Regions from separate parts of the Homo sapiens genome. Here region 2 is linked to region 1. The links are chromatin loops, found by intact Hi-C in ENCODE. Cell type or tissue: PC-3. All regions are shown on one strand. Links, peaks and the distances in the headings refer to the core of each region. The heading gives the core; the rest is flanking DNA.

What was found. Peaks named below come from ENCODE experiments on the same cell type or tissue, not always from the same donor. Only the 100,000 strongest peaks of a DNase experiment are listed, where the experiment ranks them.
Region 2: a loop joins it to region 1, with 4 times the contacts of the local background. A loop is called at or near these places in 3 of 110 quality-filtered maps.

Annotation. Positions count from the first base shown.
Region 1 is chr3:143,279,464-143,287,801 of GRCh38, reverse strand. The region is part of intron 14 of SLC9A9 (solute carrier family 9 member A9); the gene reads left to right. Among named protein-coding and RNA genes, the nearest start is that of SLC9A9-AS1, 59 kb to the left of the region's middle. In PC-3, for the core only: no CTCF peak of the experiment used is centred there; DNase peaks (open chromatin) are centred at 3,891 and 4,161; H3K27ac peaks cover 1,320 bases.
Region 2 is chr3:143,131,799-143,140,136 of GRCh38, reverse strand. LOC105374137 (a long non-coding RNA gene) reads left to right here and starts at 7,339. Exons shown (of 3, transcript XR_924554.3): 1 at 7,339-7,426; 2 at 8,203-8,251. In PC-3, for the core only: a CTCF peak has its summit at 4,818; DNase peaks (open chromatin) are centred at 136 and 4,816; H3K27ac peaks cover 1,722 bases.

The sequences.
Region 1 (8,338 bases), core at 33-8,032:
GAATGCTCCTCTTCACCCCGGCCATTCCTAATTACAGTGAGAAGGTCTGTAGGTGTAACAATTCTATGAATTCACTGTTATTCCATTAGCACTGAAGGACAAGGTGCTGAGCAGAAAATGGGAAAGTAATTGTACTGGACTTCATGAATAGCAGCACTGGGAATTATTCCAAACCCTAAGGGAACAGTTATATAGTCAGCTCCTTCATTGTGTGGGCAAAGAAACAGAATTTGCTAGAATAACTCAGAACAATGGACGATCTGCTCCAGGTTCTTTCAGCTTCAGTAACCTGTGAATCATACAAATGAGACAGAATCATAAGAGAAGCTACCAAAGGCAAGCAGTGGAATGGAGACTTCCAGAGTATAAAGATGGGGTAAAGGAATTTGGTTGTTGTTTTTTTTTCCCTTCTTGTCCATAGCACTTTTTGATGTCTACCCCATAATAGACTATTTCGAGTCATCAAATAAATCAGTTTGCTTTATTAGTGAGTTTCTAAACTGGCAAAGCAAAACCTTTACCCAGGATGTGAACTTACCAAGCCAAAGCTCAAACTACAAAATAGGGAATGTTATCAGCTTTTGCTACCTCCTCCCAGTCAGTGCAGATCTTGAGCTGTCTTGCTGAGCATTCTTGGGCCTTCCCCACTTGCCAGCAGTTATTCTGCACCCCGCTCCACACACACACACACACACACACAAGTGGGACCAGAAGGAAGGAGGAGGGAAAGTGTCTCAGATAATCCAAGCTTTGAGTTCTGAATTACTGAGGAAAAGGTACGTAGGGACAGTGGTGACCAAGGTACTGAGACAGAGAAGGGTCTGAGACATGGAGAGTTTTGCTGACGCACACCTCGTGAGGTCCAGAACTAGTGGAGCCTCATTTTGCTTTAAGATTCCTAATGACATGGGCTATCATGACCCAAAGGTGACCTGCACTGGTACCAGTTTCACAGTCTGTCAGACACTAGGAAGTATTATGCTAAAAAGTTTGGTGTTAATCTGAGTTATTTGCTTCCTGGGGAAAGCACCAGAAGATGCCATTCTGAGGGTTATCTGCAGGCATTGAAATCTGGTGTGATTGCTTTCCAGCTCCACCTAGATCTAGAGCCACATCCCTAAACTGGGAAGAATCAACAGAAAAGAACATAGCCCCACAGCACAAAACAATGGCAGCTTTAGTCTGAGCAAGAACATTCTGTGAGGCCCCAGCTGAAAGGCAGGTTGGGATTTGGAAGGAATGTCACCAGGCAGTAAACAAGAATGATCTGGGAGACCCTGGCCTCTGCCTGTACTGAGAATGCCTTGGACTCCTTTCAGAATGTCAGATTTATTCCAAGAGCTCTGAATGGCATCGGGCTCCTGTGACCCTGCAAAGCCAATAGAAGGAGCTCTGAAATGCTTGGCTTGGCCTTCTCCAAATCTGCAGGAAGGTCACAGCCTGTATGTCCATCAGGTCTGTGTGCACCAGCCCAAGGCTTTACCAAAGCTCTCAAGTAGGTCCTGGGAAGGTTTATTGAGACCCCCACCCCTTCCTACCACTACTGCCTCCAGAGCACACATATACCCTCCTTCGAAAGCACTCTTAAAATCAGCAACAGAAAAAGGAAGCCCAATTAGGAGAAAATAACTAGCATTCAGTCAGCAGATGGCATATGGAATATGAAAATTTCCCAGCCTCTAAAACCATCACCTTTTCCATGACCTTGACCTCCCTTTTTTTGGTTGAAAGAGAAGAGAATCTTTCAGCTCTGGGCATATTACTAACCCTGATATTCCAGCCTTTCCTAGGCTCTGGTTTATAAACCACATCCCATACTTCCTCAACTGTATTCTAATTACTAAAATGCTCAAAACACCCGGCTCATGAATAGAACCTCCTCAAAACTTTAATAGAAAGCAGGGAGAAAGAGTTCTCAGCTCCTGTTCCATGGTCCTCTCCCCTTCTTTTTCCTTAAAACAACCTGGACACCTGTGGCAAAAATATTAACACTGCAACCATTGCAAATGGAAGTCTCTAATAACCCCTCCCCGCCATAGAAAATCTTTACTAACAAATTGCAGCTAGTTCTGCTCCCAACCAATCCGAGCCCCATGAATCATGCCACTGAGCTCCCAAGTTATTGTCAACTGGGTTGACAGCCTCAGGTATGATGCTGCTGAAGCATCCTCAGAGAATGCAGAGAAGTGGAGGTCTTTTCTCAGAGGAGGCTCTGTAAACTCTTTTCAAGCCTAGGGAAGGGATCATGCTGCACTGAGCTCCAGAGTTAAAGAGGGGGCATGTTAGACTACAGTGCTGCAGCCTATGTTCACATCCTGGCTTCACCACTTCATACTTATGTAGCCATGGCTGGCTCCTTTGCCTCCCCATGCCTCAGTTTCCAGACCCATAAAATGAGGATAATGATAAAACTATCTCCTAGGATTAAAGGAGATTTTTCATGTAAAGTACTTAGCACAGAGCTTCCAATACAAATGCCAGACACCATTAATAGTGTAGTTCTAATGAGAACACATGGACACAGGGCAGGGAACATCACACACCAGGGCCTGTTGGGGTGTGGGGGGCTAGGAGAGGGCTAGCATTAGGAGAGATACCTAATGTAAAAGACAGGTTGATGGGAGCAGCAAACCACCATGGCACGTGTGTACCTATGTGACAAACCTGACGTTCTGCACATGTATCCTAGATTTAAAAATATATAGTATAGTTTTGAGCCAGAACATCAGAGAGTTGAATAGACTTTGGGGACAAGAATAGCAGGAGCTCATCCATAGTATGGATGGAATAGTGTGGAAAGAACCATTGATATCAGCACATATTTACCTTCCCTAGCCCCATTTGTGATATATCAATAGGAATATCAAAGGTATTTGAAACTTCATATAGAGCTGTCTGTATCATTTTGTCATAAGTATTGCTGGGCTTGGAAGATTACCCATAAACGACGACTTCATTGTGGGGTAGGGGAAGCCCCTGAACACGTGACTGAACAGCAGGGACCCTCCCAGCATTGCAGGCTGGTTCCCATAAGACTTCAAGTTTTTTGAAAAAGTATTTAAATGATTAGGAGAATGTTTAGACACTGAGGTACTATTAGGTTGAAGTGGAAATCTCATAAGATCCAGTTTCCTTTCTAAATTCTAGTTTCCTAAGACTCAGGTTGAGTTAAAAATGTCTACAAAGAAATTATATTTTAGAAACTGGTATTATATTATATTATATTTTAGAATACTTCCCACCCATGGCCACTACGGTAGTAGTGGGATATAAATGAGGGAAAATTCTCCATCCTGCTAAAATATTTAGAGACGAATTCTGGCTGAAGGTCACAATCAATTCAGCCTTCCCAATTCCTGAGGGTGATTTCAAATTTGGTTTCAAAAAAAAAAAAAAATAGAAAGGGCCAAATCCCACAGAAATTTCTGGAGCTGGCATTAAATGAATCTTCTTTCACAGAACTCCTAACAGCAGTTGGATATTAACAAGGAGAAAAGAACAATTATCATTTGGGACTCCAAGTGCCACTTTATGTCACTTTAAAGAATGAATAGACTTCCAGCTCCACTCAGCTGCCTGTTCACAGTTACAAAGCAATGGTAAATAATCGTAAGTAAATGGAAGGTGTGATTTAGGAGGGTGAAATAGTATAACGACTCGATGCTTTCTCTTGCTTTTCTGTGGCAAGGCAAGCAGGACAGCTCCTGCCACGGGTTTGGCTTAAATCTGGATCTGTGACTTACCAAATTAAAAAAAAAAAAAAGGTCCTGGAACTATTTATTAAAGTGGACACACAACAAACTACCAAAACATTATTTTTACAAGGAGAGAATGATCATATCATGAGTCATGGTTTAATTTGCTCTCTAGTGGTTTTATTTAACCAAAGGATCATACCTGTTCGTGCCAATAAAACTTGAGTGGTTTTAATAGAAAGTACATCTTTCCATTTTCTCAGCCATGCCAGTTTACAAGGAGCCATCTGAGCTCTACTCCTGAGAAGATGTGTTGATATGGTGGATATGGGCAGGACTTTCCGTTTGCACTCATAATTCACCCCAAAGGGAGGTTTTATACTCACTCTGAAAGGGGTCTAGACCTCAGCCAGTGAAGGCTTTGATCTTGGGCCTGAAACCATCTTATCCAAACACACATTCATTTAATCTTGCAACTCAAGAGTGACGCACCCTTCCAAAGTGGTTTGGGAGGACCAAGGGGACAGGGTTGGGGCTTGCAGGAGAGACTCACAGATATGCCTGAGGAGCCAGTTATCTGTGATACCCAGTCTCAGGAGAGCAGCTTTGCCTCTCAGTGAGGCTGGAGGGCAATGTAAAGCATTTCTAGTGCAGGCAGTCTCCTCTAGGGCTTTCCAGGGGGAGTGAGATTGTATATACAGGAAAGTATAAGGGCAAACAAGAACTGCCCTAGGGAAATCCAGACAGGCTGAGATCCATGGCTGCTGTTTTTCCCACCTTTCCTTCCAGTGTCCAGCCCAGTGCCCACCCGTCTCCTACACCCCTGTCCCTAAGGCCACCGTCTTGTGCCATTTCCTGACTATATTACTATCAACTAAGTCCAAAATAAGGTGGAGGTTTCAGATAATACCTTTCCCAGAAGAATTTGTATGTTAACATAAAGCCCTAAATCCCTTTCAAGTCTCAATTCAACAAACATTGAGGAGACTCATTTCTGCCTACTGGGCATTAAGCATTTGTGGAAACAAAGAGGAAAGAGACTTGCCCCTCCCTCAAGGAGCTCACAGTCTAACAAGAGAGGAGATATATAGTCAAATAATTCTGATATAATCAATGGAAACAGAAAGGTCTGTGGAAACCCCAGTGAAGAAATTCCTGTGTTTGTCACAGGAATAGTGACAAAGAAGAGGTACTATTTGAATTGGGTCCTGGATCCAGTATCCATTAGGATTATGTCTGACTATGTATAACAGGAAAATCCAAATAACCATGGATTAATGAAAATAGTGGTGTTTAATCTCACTAAAAGAAGTCTGGTATTAGACAATCTATGTATGGTTAACAGAGCTCCATGATGCCACCACAGTCCTATCTTTCTTCTTTATCTTTTTATATAGCTTCTATCCTCAAGTTTGCTTCTTGGGCCCAAAATGGCTGCTGGAGCTCCAGAGAGTCCATTACCATTACAATTCCAGACAGGAAGGCAGAAAGGGCAGAATTGATGCTCTGAGAGGCTTCTCTAGAATTCCACTCAAGAACTTCTATTTCATTGGCCACCCATTCTGAGGAAATAGAACACCTCCATAGATTCAGGCTTATATTGTAAGGAGGAGAGGGAGACTGGATATTGAGTAGGTAAGTAGCAATCTATGCAACAGGCTTCAAGCATAAATGGGGCTTCCCAGAAAGACAAAGTGAAGAAGGACATTTCTGGTAATAGGAACAAAACATGCAAAGATAAAAGTCTGTAAAGTATTTGGTGGGTATTGGAAACTCAATAGTCTAGAAAGGCCTTCCAGGTCAACCTTAGTAAATCTTATTTTTCTGAGTGGGTTGTGGGTTTGGGGGGGTATGTGTTGTGGTTATTGCTGATGTGGAACCCCACCATGAATAAAGGTAAGAGAAGCAACTCTGGTTCAAAGTGCAACAGGAAGAGAACTGTACTTGAATAATTAGAATGTAAGAGAGAGTGACAAGTCCTAAGAGAGTGGTAACTAAAAGATCAATAGTACTTCACAGGCAATGACAGTAGAGCTATATTGAATGGATTTAGGATTTCCAAGTGCCAAGCTGAAAGGAAAAGCTGTCCAAATGGAGGGAACAGCATTTGCAAAGGCCCAGAGAGATAGTGAAACATAAGTGACATTGAGCCTGATTCCCCTTTATCAGAAACTAAAGTTTGTGAAACGGTGTGGGGAATGAGATAGGAAAGGTAAGTGGGGCAGGATCAGTGGAGGACAGTGCAGTTCTAGTATCTAGCAAGGACGTAACCGTGATGGAGGCCTCTGATCTCAACCACTTGAGCAAAGTAGCAGCAATCATGCCTTTGTACTGCAGTTTCTTTTAATAAAAGTAGGATGCACTTGTAGTCTGGATTCTCAAGGCACATAGGCCTATTGACAAAACACAGGATCCATGAGGCCTGAATCTTGATCTAAAGTCCACCACTCAGTTTTGGACTAGTCCCTGCTGCCTCCCCTGCCAAAGCATTTGCAATCTAACTCTCTGTAGTCACACACACTGTGTAGTCCTCAAGTCAACTCATCCCAAAGAGTTGGGACCCTGAGGGAAGGCAGTGCTAGTATGTGCTCTCCGTCTTCTGTGGTGCTCCCTGTCTCCACTTTGGTGCTACAGATGTGGCCAATTCTGTGGGAGAATGATTTTTAAACTGTATGTGACTACCCATAATGGGTCATGGAATCATTTAGGTAACTCAGAACCAGCATTTTTTTTAATGAAATAGAATACTGTATTAGAATAGGTTAGACTACACTGTGGTAAACATTTCTAAACTCTTAGTGGCTCATCAAGCAAAGTTTTATTTTCTCTCAAAGGCTGCTAAGGATGTGGTGATTCTCTAGGGCAAATGTCCTCCATGTAGCAACTTAGTGATGCAAACAGCTCTGATCTGTGGCTTTACCACCTTCACCGGAGGCCTCCCTGGGTCACTGTAACAGGGAGAGGGTCAGCCTGCTGGCTTCCTGTGTTTCAGTGTAGAAGTGATGCTATCCCTTTATAACCATAGCACATTGGCCAGAATTAGTCCTAGAGCCGCACCTACTTCAGGCACCTGAAAGAAGAGAGCTGGATATTGGCAGATACTAGCTAGCAATGTCCAGTATAAACAGAGTAGAAGACAAATGGAATGGAACAGAATATATCTAAGTGCATCACAGAAGGATTTTAGAGTTATATGTGTGTGGTTGAGAAAATGTTGAGGCATGTACTAAGTAACAATTGTAAAATGTATTTCTGGCTAGGCGCGGTAGCTCATGCCTGTAATTCTAGCACTTTGGGAGGCCAAGGCAGGCAGGTCACCTGAGGTCAGGAGTTCGAGACCAGCCTGTCCAACATAGTGAAACCCTGTCTCTACTAAAAAAATACAAAAATTAGCTGGGCATGGCAGCGGGAGCCTGTAATTCTAGCTACTGGGGAGGCTGAGGCAGGAGAATCGCTTGAACTTGGGGGCAGAGGTTGCAGTGAGCCAAGATGGCACCACTGCACTCGCCAGCCTGGGCAAAATCAAGTGAAACTCCACCTCAAAAAAAAAAAAAAAAAAAAAAATGTAGTTCTAGGTAGAGGCCAGATGTTTTAAAAAGGCTTCAAAGGGACTACATCTGAGGAAAAAAGTATGTCTAGGAGGAGAAGAGATTTGTGACATGTGACCCTATAAAGACAAAGGGCTCTCCTTGTGTCTGCTCAAAGAAAATAAGTTTCTGAAGTCTCCTGAACAGTCTTCATTCCATAGCTCAAAAATAACCCAGTGTTACATACCTGGATTCGTATAACAAACTCAATGGGTTACAGTCAACATTGCTGGGGTGGGAAGTGTGTGTGTATTCATTTTGTTCCCTAAAAGAGCTGCAGGGCATGCATTCTAACGAATTTGCTAAATGGCCAGGAGTCCATAGAGTTTGGGAAAGTTAGAAGGTGGCCTCAAGAACACCCAGGGACCGGAGAAACAAACATAAGAAAGGGGAGTTCTAGGCAGGCCCTGGTGACTCATGCCTATAATCCCAGCACCTTGGGAGGCTAAGGCGGGAGAATTGCTTGAGCACAGGAGTTCGAGACCAGCCTGGGCAACATGACAAAACCCTGTCCCTACAAAAAAAATTAAAAATTCACTGGGTATCATGGCACATGCCTGTAGTCCCAGCTACTCGAGAGGCTGAGGGGGGAGGATTGCTTGAGCTCAGGAGGTCGAGGCTGCAGTGAGCCATGATTGTCACTGGACTCCAGCCTAGTGACAGAGCAAGACCCTGTTTTTTTTCTTAAATAAAAACAAAGGCTGCTCTAAGGTGACATTAAAAATCTAATGCCCCATATATACCATGAAATACTACGCAGCCATAAAAAAGGATGAGTTCATGTCCTTTGCAGGGACATGGATGAAGCTGAACAGCATCATTCTCAGCAAACTAACATAGGAACAGAAAACCAAACACCGCATGTTCTCACTCATAAGTGGGAGCTGAACAATGGGAACACATGGACCCAGGGAGGGGAACATCACACACTGGGGCCCGTTGAGTGGTGGGGGATTTAGGGGAGGGATAGCATTAGGAGAAATACCTAATGTAGATAACGGGTTGATGGATGCAGCAAACCACCATGGCACGTGTATACCTATGTAGCCTGCACAT
Region 2 (8,338 bases), core at 24-8,023, 150 kb after region 1:
TATTTTTCTCTCACAGAACCATCTGAACATGAGTAGTCCATGACTGTAAGATGCCTTCAGTATCAGGACCCAGCTCCTGTCTTGGGGTGGGGCCATTCCCGGAGGCTCCTGACCTCATCCACATTCCGGTCAGCAGGAAGCGGAAAAGACAAGGAGGAAGGACACACCCTTTAAGGACACAGCCCTGAGAATATACGCATAACGCTGTTTTCTTCTCACTAGCCAGAACTTGGACGTGGACCACATCCAGTTTCAAGGGAGGGTGGGAAATGTAGTCTTTATTCTGGGCAGTTGCATGCCTCTCTAAAACTTGCTGGTCCTGTGACTATAGATGAAGGGGAGAATGCGATTCAGAAGGCACCAGGAATCCTGCCAATCTCTCCAGCTTGATCACTCACATTCTATATGCCAGCCCTACTGGACTTCTCCCAGGACTTTGCACTCACTGCTCCTTCTGTCTAGTACCCTACCTGGGCCCTAACCCCACCACTTAAGAGAATTCTGGTTTCACCTTCAGGCCCCAGAAGAGATGTTACTTTCTCTGTGAAGCCTCCTTGAGTATCCCTCCCCAACCACCCAGTAGGGATTAGCTCCTCCTCCCTCCTTGAACTTGTCTTACAGTGGCATTTGTCACACTGTCCCTGAACTGTTTGTTAGTCTATCTCTCCTACTGCAACATACATTCCAAAAGGGCAGAGACTATATGTCTGTGTCCCTTGCAGATTACAGCTCTTTAAATTTCTGCTGAATTATCAAGTACATACTTTTGAGAATCTATATTTGAATTTCCAAGCTACTGAAGCTTGGCCCAATGGAAGAATATTCTCAGCATAAACATGACCACTCTACGCCAGACCCAGGCAGGTAATAGAGAAGGTAACTGTGAAATCAGACCCACTGCTTATGAGAGAAAGGACCTCAGATGTGGTGGGCCTGGGAAAGCTTTTCCTGCTCTTGACTTATGTTTCTGCCTGGCTGAGCTGCAGGACAACAGAGACCCATCACTGACACCTCCCGCAAGGAAATCAGCCAGACCAGGAGCTGTCTCTGGACTCAGGACAGCACCTATGCACTTCCTGAGCAAAGAGAGTTGGTGTGGCAGCATCAGGACTCTGCCGGCTGAAGTCACAGCACAGATGGTTAAAAGCCTTTGATTTTTTTTTCCAGATTAATTTATACTTTGGTGCCCCGTGAGCCTTAGGCAAAACTGTGTGAGCCAAGGAGAAAGAGCATTTCAACCAAAACAGTTTTTTTGTTTTTTTTTGTTTTTTTTTTTTTTGCTTAATACCATTTCCTTTAGTTCCAAATCAAAGTCTTAAATTTATGTTTGTGGATTTGAGGTTTGTTTTTGTTTATTTGAGTAAGGAGAGTGAAGGATATGGTTTTAGGTTGTTTTCCTTACCCAAAGTTCCACAAAGGGGCAGAGAGAGAAAAATATCAAGCCCATGTGGAAGAATAAAGAGAAGTAATCATGTGCTAAGTTGCTCTATTAAAGGCAATCTAATCCGAAATCTAATCCTAGCTCTATTACTGGGCTTAGAATTTCTGTTTTACCCTCGTTTCTTTGCTTAATGCTATTTTCTTCACTTCCAAAACAGAATTTTAAACAAAAGTTTGGGGATTGAGGGTTTGCTCTTGTTTGTGAGGGGAAGGTAGAGTTCTTTCAATATTAGAACACCAGGCATTCTAGGTGTTGGGCAATATCAGGAGTTTCCTCTCATTTAATTTTCTTGCCAACTACATAAAGGTTATAAAACAGGGTTCAGAGTGACTAGCTGGTACATAACAGTGTCTTCTCATCAGAGAGCACCATCTGGAAGAGAGGCCATTGAACTGGGCACAGTGGCTCACGCCTGTAATCCCAACACTTTGGGAGGCCGAGGTGGGCGATCACCTGAGGTCAGGAGTTCAAAACCAGCCTGACCAACATGGAGAAACCCTGTCTCTACTAAAAACACAAAATTAGCTGGGCATGCATGCCTGTAATCCCAGCTACACGGGAGCCTGAGGCAGGAGAATTGCTTGAACCAGGGAGGCGGAGGTTGCAGTGAGCTGAGATCATGCCACCGCACTCCAGCCTAGCAACAGAGTCAGACTCTGTCTCAAAAAAAAAAAAAGAAAAGAAAAGAAAAAGATACAATGTTTTCTCTGAATATTTAGGAAAAGTTAAGGGGCACCCAAGAACTCTTTCATAAGGACATTAAAAAGCCCACAGATCATTCTTGTTCCTTGGCCCATGCTAGACTACGATGTCACCAGCTGGTAACACCTCTATCCATCAACACCTCCCTCACTTCTTGTCTCTTACTGGCTGTTCAACAGGCCAGTGAGACTCAGTGTACTTTCTGGGAGATGCACAACCTCTGTGCTCTGTGGCTGTCTCCTTTGACAGTGAGCACAGAGTTATCACATGAAATAGTAATAGTTGTCACACAAACACACAAGCAAAGTCTTTATTTTTAAGTACATAATACTGTGGAAGATGACAGGTTTGGAGTTTTTTGAGGGGATTTTCCCCAACCTACTGTGAACATCACAGGATGTCTTCATAATGCCTTGAGGACCTGATCCCTAAAAAATGATATCCGTGTTTGACTAAGTGTTAAGTGTGCATCTTTATTAACAATGGGGTCACTGAGGTCCCATGGCTGTAATTCTGATTAAGAAAATAAGCACATAGTCTTCCTAATCATTCCATGTCAGCTAATTCTAAATTGCACCAAAATGGAAATAGTTGCTTTCCCCATGCCCCTAGATAGGACATTTCTATTAACATTGCTCACTGGTTTCAGAATATAGATGATACATGATAATTATTCAAATAAAAAATTATATCCTAATTGGGTATTTGGGTTAGATAACTTGAAGTATCCTTGAAAAAAACTAAAAAAAAAGAAAAACAAAGATTCTTCAGTAATTATCCACATGTGAGAAGGAGTTTTCTGATGTTTTCTTCTTGGCAAATAACCAGACCTATTCTAGGTTTTTAACTTGACAGCAGGCAATGTAGCCATGTCAATCTAAAATAAGAACACCTGTAAATTCTTTTTCTTTTTTCTTTTTAGAGTCAGGGTCTCACTCTGCCACCCAGGCTGGAGTGCAGTAGTGATGTAATCATAGCTCACTGCAGCATCAAACTCCTAGGCCTAAGTGATCCTGCCACCTCGGCCTCCTTTTTTATTTTATTTTATTTTATTTTATTTTATTTTATTTTTATTTTTATTTATTTTTTTTTTTGGTAGAGATGAGGGCTCACTATGTTGGCCAGGCTGGTCTTAAACTCCTGACCTCCAGTGATCCTCCCACCTTGGCCTCCCAAAGTGCTGGGATTACAGGTATAAACCACTGTGCCTGGCCTAACCTCTTTAATGGAGAAATTAAAGGTGAACAGTAAGAGCATGGGCTCTGGGATGAAATGGACTGGCTATACCAATTACTAGCTGTGTGACCTTAAGCAGTTTACTCCTCCTCTCTGTGCATCATCTGTAGACAAGGATATGAGTAGTGGCTATGTTAGAGGGTCACTGTGAGGACTAAATATATGCACAGAACTGTGGCTAGAGCAGGGCACTACATCAAGATTGCAAACAATCATCCTCTGGATGTCAAAGGAAGGAAATATTTTCTACTCATTCATTGCCAATGTAAAGTTGCTTTTTAAAAGTGAACAAACCACTGGACGCAGTGGCTCATGCCTGTAATCCCAGCACTTTGGGAGGCCGAGGCAGACGGTTCACTTGAGGTTGGGAGTTCGAGACCAGCCTGGCCAACATGGTGAAACCCCGTCTCTACTAAAAATACAAAATTAGCCAGGCCTGGTGGCAGGCACCTGTAATCTCAGCTACTCAGGAGGCTGAGGCAGGAGAATCGCTTGAACCTAGGAGGCGGAGGATGCAGTGAGCCAAGATTGCTTCATTGCAGTTCAGCGTGGGTGACAAGAGCGAGACTCCATCTCAAAAAAAAAAAAAAGTGAACAAACCATCATCTTAGCTAATCTAAAAGGGCTGGTACTTCTCCCTGAGCAAAATGCATTCACCTGCATCAGCTGGCCATTAAGTGCACTCGACCCCTGTTTAGCCTCACCTTGCACAGCTCTGATATGTTAAAATGCTATTTGTCTATGAGACAGCCTCCTTACAAATACACATACACATGCATGTTTGTGCACACATGACTGTGTGTGTATCTAGAGAGCTAGATATAATGGATAGCTAACCATCTATTGCCATGGTCTGTGGATTTTTCCCCACACTCAGTGGTGAGAGCCAGGGTGGCCAACTGTGGAAATTACTCTTGCCCAATGCGTGCTCCTCCAGGATACCCCAAGTCTAGTGTGTTTCACAATGTGTTCTGTTTAGTATGTAGTAGCTCTGTTCTCTGCCATTTACTGGAGTTATAGACCATGCTGGCTGTCAAAAATTATATAAATGAAAGTACTTAACCTGCCACAAAGAAACAAAGAAAAAGTAAGATGTTGGATATTAAAATGCAAGTTACCACAACCAGAATATTTTCATCAGAGTGGTGAGGTAACCATCTATAAGCAATTAAGACCTCCTGGAAGTCCTCTGATATTTTGGGGGGAGAATGGGAATCATAACATTACTGTAAGTTAGAGAACTGACCCACAGTCTGTAGAATGGGGACTGGAAGAAGTAATGACCAGAAGACAGAAGTTATTGCAGATGGTTTGAAAAGCCCGGAAGGGCAACTGCCAATGGCAATGCCAGGACCACATCCCCATAGAGACAATGTTATTAGTCATCACTCCCACTTCCAGGAGAGCAAACCGCAGCTACAAGGAATATGAATGTGTTCCTCTCCTGCCCCCAGCTTGAAGCTTCCTAATATGCATTTTTAAGCAAATTCTTAAGTTACAGAAAAGAAGTGACTCATTCTTTCTGTCTCACATTATTAAAAGTTGTGCAAATCATTTATGTTAATATGCATATGTATGGTAACATGCATGTATGTTCCTTAGATGAGACTCTGTTTTTCTAAATTCACTCAAAATGAATGTGTTATAGCTGGGTGTAAAACTCTTAGGGTAAGAAATATATTCTTACTAAAGGGGATAAGTGGAAATCAGAAAAGAAATGAATAGATTTACATTGTCATTTATACATAATGTAATTTGTAGGGTGTCTGACAAACCAAACTTTCTCATCACCCAAAAACAAGCTCAGAAATGGAAATCTTAGTCTTTTTATGTGATTTATACAACGCTTGTTTGCCTTCATCCCTCCTAATATCATATGCTTGAAAAGACTCTAAGAATCGAATCCTGGACCCAGCCACATGGCTAAAATGCTGCAGGATGGAAGCCCAGAATTCATTTTAACATGTATTATTCCCTAGACTGTGACAGAATTCAGGTTTCACTTAGCCTTCTCCAGGCTCCCAAAACCAAGAATCTAGTGGGTTGTTAACATATTCATAGGTAAACAAATGCTCAGTCCTTTGGCAGGCTGCCAGGACATGGTGCCAGGAAGGGATCCAGGCAACCATGGTGAAGCTGTGGGGGTCTTTCACCTCCCTCACTCTGTGGGACTGGACTACTGCAGATGCCACACCTGGCTTTCTGAGCATCTTATCTGTAAATTTATGGAATCCTGTGGACAAGATACCTACTGGTAGAGTCTTGAAATGCAGCCAGAATTACTGAACTGAGGTGGTACTCTTTAGGCCAGCACAACCACTCCAGGCCAGATGTTTGCAAAATGCAATTGACTATAAGTCTGTAGAGCAATCCTTCCCAAAAGCACAGGAATCACCTGAGGATCTTATTAAAATGTAGATGGGAGGATCGCTTGAGCCCAAGGGTTCGAGGCTACAGTGAGCTATGATCGTGCCACTGAACTCCAGCCTAGGTGACAGAGACCCCATCTCTAAAAATAAATAAATAAATAAATGCAGATTATGATCTGGCAGTCTAGAGAGGGGCTGATACTGCTGGTCCAAGGACCCGACTTTGAAGAGCAATGCTGTAAAGTGAGACCATTCCATACACAGTAAAATAAACATGGTTTGGAGGCATCCCGCGTGCCAGACACTGTGCCTTCTGCTGGAAGCACACAGATAAGACAAGAGCCCTGCCTTACAGGAGCTTGTCCTGTAATAGGAGAAACAGCTTATAACACACTGGGTAAATTCTGCACTTGTTGAGATTCTTTGCACTATAAGGAAGAAAACATCCAATCTACAGTGGCTCAAACAAAAAGGAAATGTAACTGGCTCCTCTAATTGCAAACCAAGGGTAAGGCTGACTTCAGACCCATTTTAGCAGGGCTAAAATGACTTCACCAGAACCTAGCTTCCCTTTGTCCACCAGTCTGTGGTTTCTCTCTCCGTATCTTTTGGCTCTGCTCTCCACAATTTGACTGTCTTCTAGAGGCACCATGGATACCAGTCCTTATGTCTTCTCCTCTTTAAATAAGAATGCCTGCCTAACCCCGAAATCTGAGCAAAAATATCAAGATATCTCATTGGCTCTAATTGGGTCATGTGCTCAGTCCTTAGCCGATCATTTTGGTCTTGGGAAAGTCAGCATGGCAAATGCTAGAGTTGTGTGTGAAGTTAGATCCAACACAACCACATGCACCAAAGAAGCAGGAGACAGATTTCCAAAAGAAAATCAGGGCTTGGATGCTGGGCAGCCACTGTCCCACAGTCAGTGCTAAGAGGTGTTTTAGAAGCATGAGCAGGGGGCAATGAGGGCATGGAGAAAGACACCGGTACCTGATAAACACTATCAATGTGTGTGTGTGTGTGTGTGTGTGTGTGTGTGTGTCCCCAGATACAGGGCAAAATGGCAAAGTGCACACAGTGCCAGTCTGGAAAGGACTGCTGATTGGTTTCTTGGGGGCTTTTAAGTCAACCCTCCTCCACCCCTACCTCTACCATGGTGCAAATCAGTCACTTCAGAAATAGTTCATTCACTACTTCCTGTGCAGGAGATAAGAAATGAAAAGTGTGGTTTAATTGCTCCCAAGGTGATTAAATTGCCATATTGACCAGACTGACACACATCTAATAATTTGAGGCCAATATAAAAGACTGTGCAGCTGAGTGCTAATTTGTGCAAAGAGAAAGGAGACATTGGTGTGGGCTAGAATAGAAGCTTCCACAGGCATTGAACAAACAGATGGAATAATGAGCTGGTTTATGCATTGGAACAAGACAAGACCAAATGAGTTGTAGGAGAGGACAGTGCCATCTTCAAAAGCAAGCACAACTGCAAGAGTTGAGTGCCCAGATCAATGACTTCCTCTCCGCCATGACCCTTTCTACCATTACTCATGATTTCAATATCCATTTTAGGAACCCATTTGACATCCTGGCCTTTCAGCTTCTTATCATCTTCGTGCTCTGATTCAACATAGCTACTCTTGTTGTTGATCAGTGACAACCTCACCACCCCAGAAATGTAGGTTTCAAGAATTCTTACCCACTACATTTCTGCATTCTATCATACCATAACCATATATATATTTCAAATATCTGATCTCATAGAGTTCCAGTCCAATATTTCTCCTACTTTTTCCCCATCCATTACCCATCATCCAACTATCCATCTTCTCCACACCTGAATAAAAGCAGCAGAATGTAGCTAGAAAAAAAATCATGCAACCTTTAAATTCATTATAGCCACAAATGTCCAAAATAGCAATGATGATTCTGATGACAACCTTGGTGATATCATTTATTAACATTTATTGAGTATCATTATGAGACAGCCTTATTCTCAGTTCTGAGTCAGTGTGTAATTTTCTTTGGCTTAATTTAGCTCGGTATTTCTCAAGGGGACCACTATTAACATTTGGAGCAGGACAATTCATTATGTGGGACTGTCCTCAGCAAGGCAGAACATTCAGCATTATTGCTTCCAGCCCACTAAATGCCAGTCCCATTCCCTAGTCATGGAAAAAAAAAAATTCCAAAGGCTGTCTCCCAATCTTTCCCCCAACCAGATTGCAGGGACCGTCCCACACCCAGCTGAGAACCACTGGCTGAGTAGAAAGAGCACTAAATTGGGCATCAAATCTGATACATACCATATTCTGTGACCTTGAGCAAGTCACTTAGCTTCTGAGTTTCAGCTTCTTCTATAAGAGAAAGATCATAATCCTATTTCTGCCCAGTAATCATAAGTTTCAAATGATCTAATAAAATATTAATGAGAATATTTGCTGTATCCATTAGGACTGTACTTGGCTGTGAGTAACAAAGTCGGCAGCAACAGCTTAAACAAGTAAGTGTTTATTGTTCCCACATCATAGGTATTCTGGAGACCAGTGGTCCACGCTGATGAAGTGGCTTCATGATGTCATCAATATCC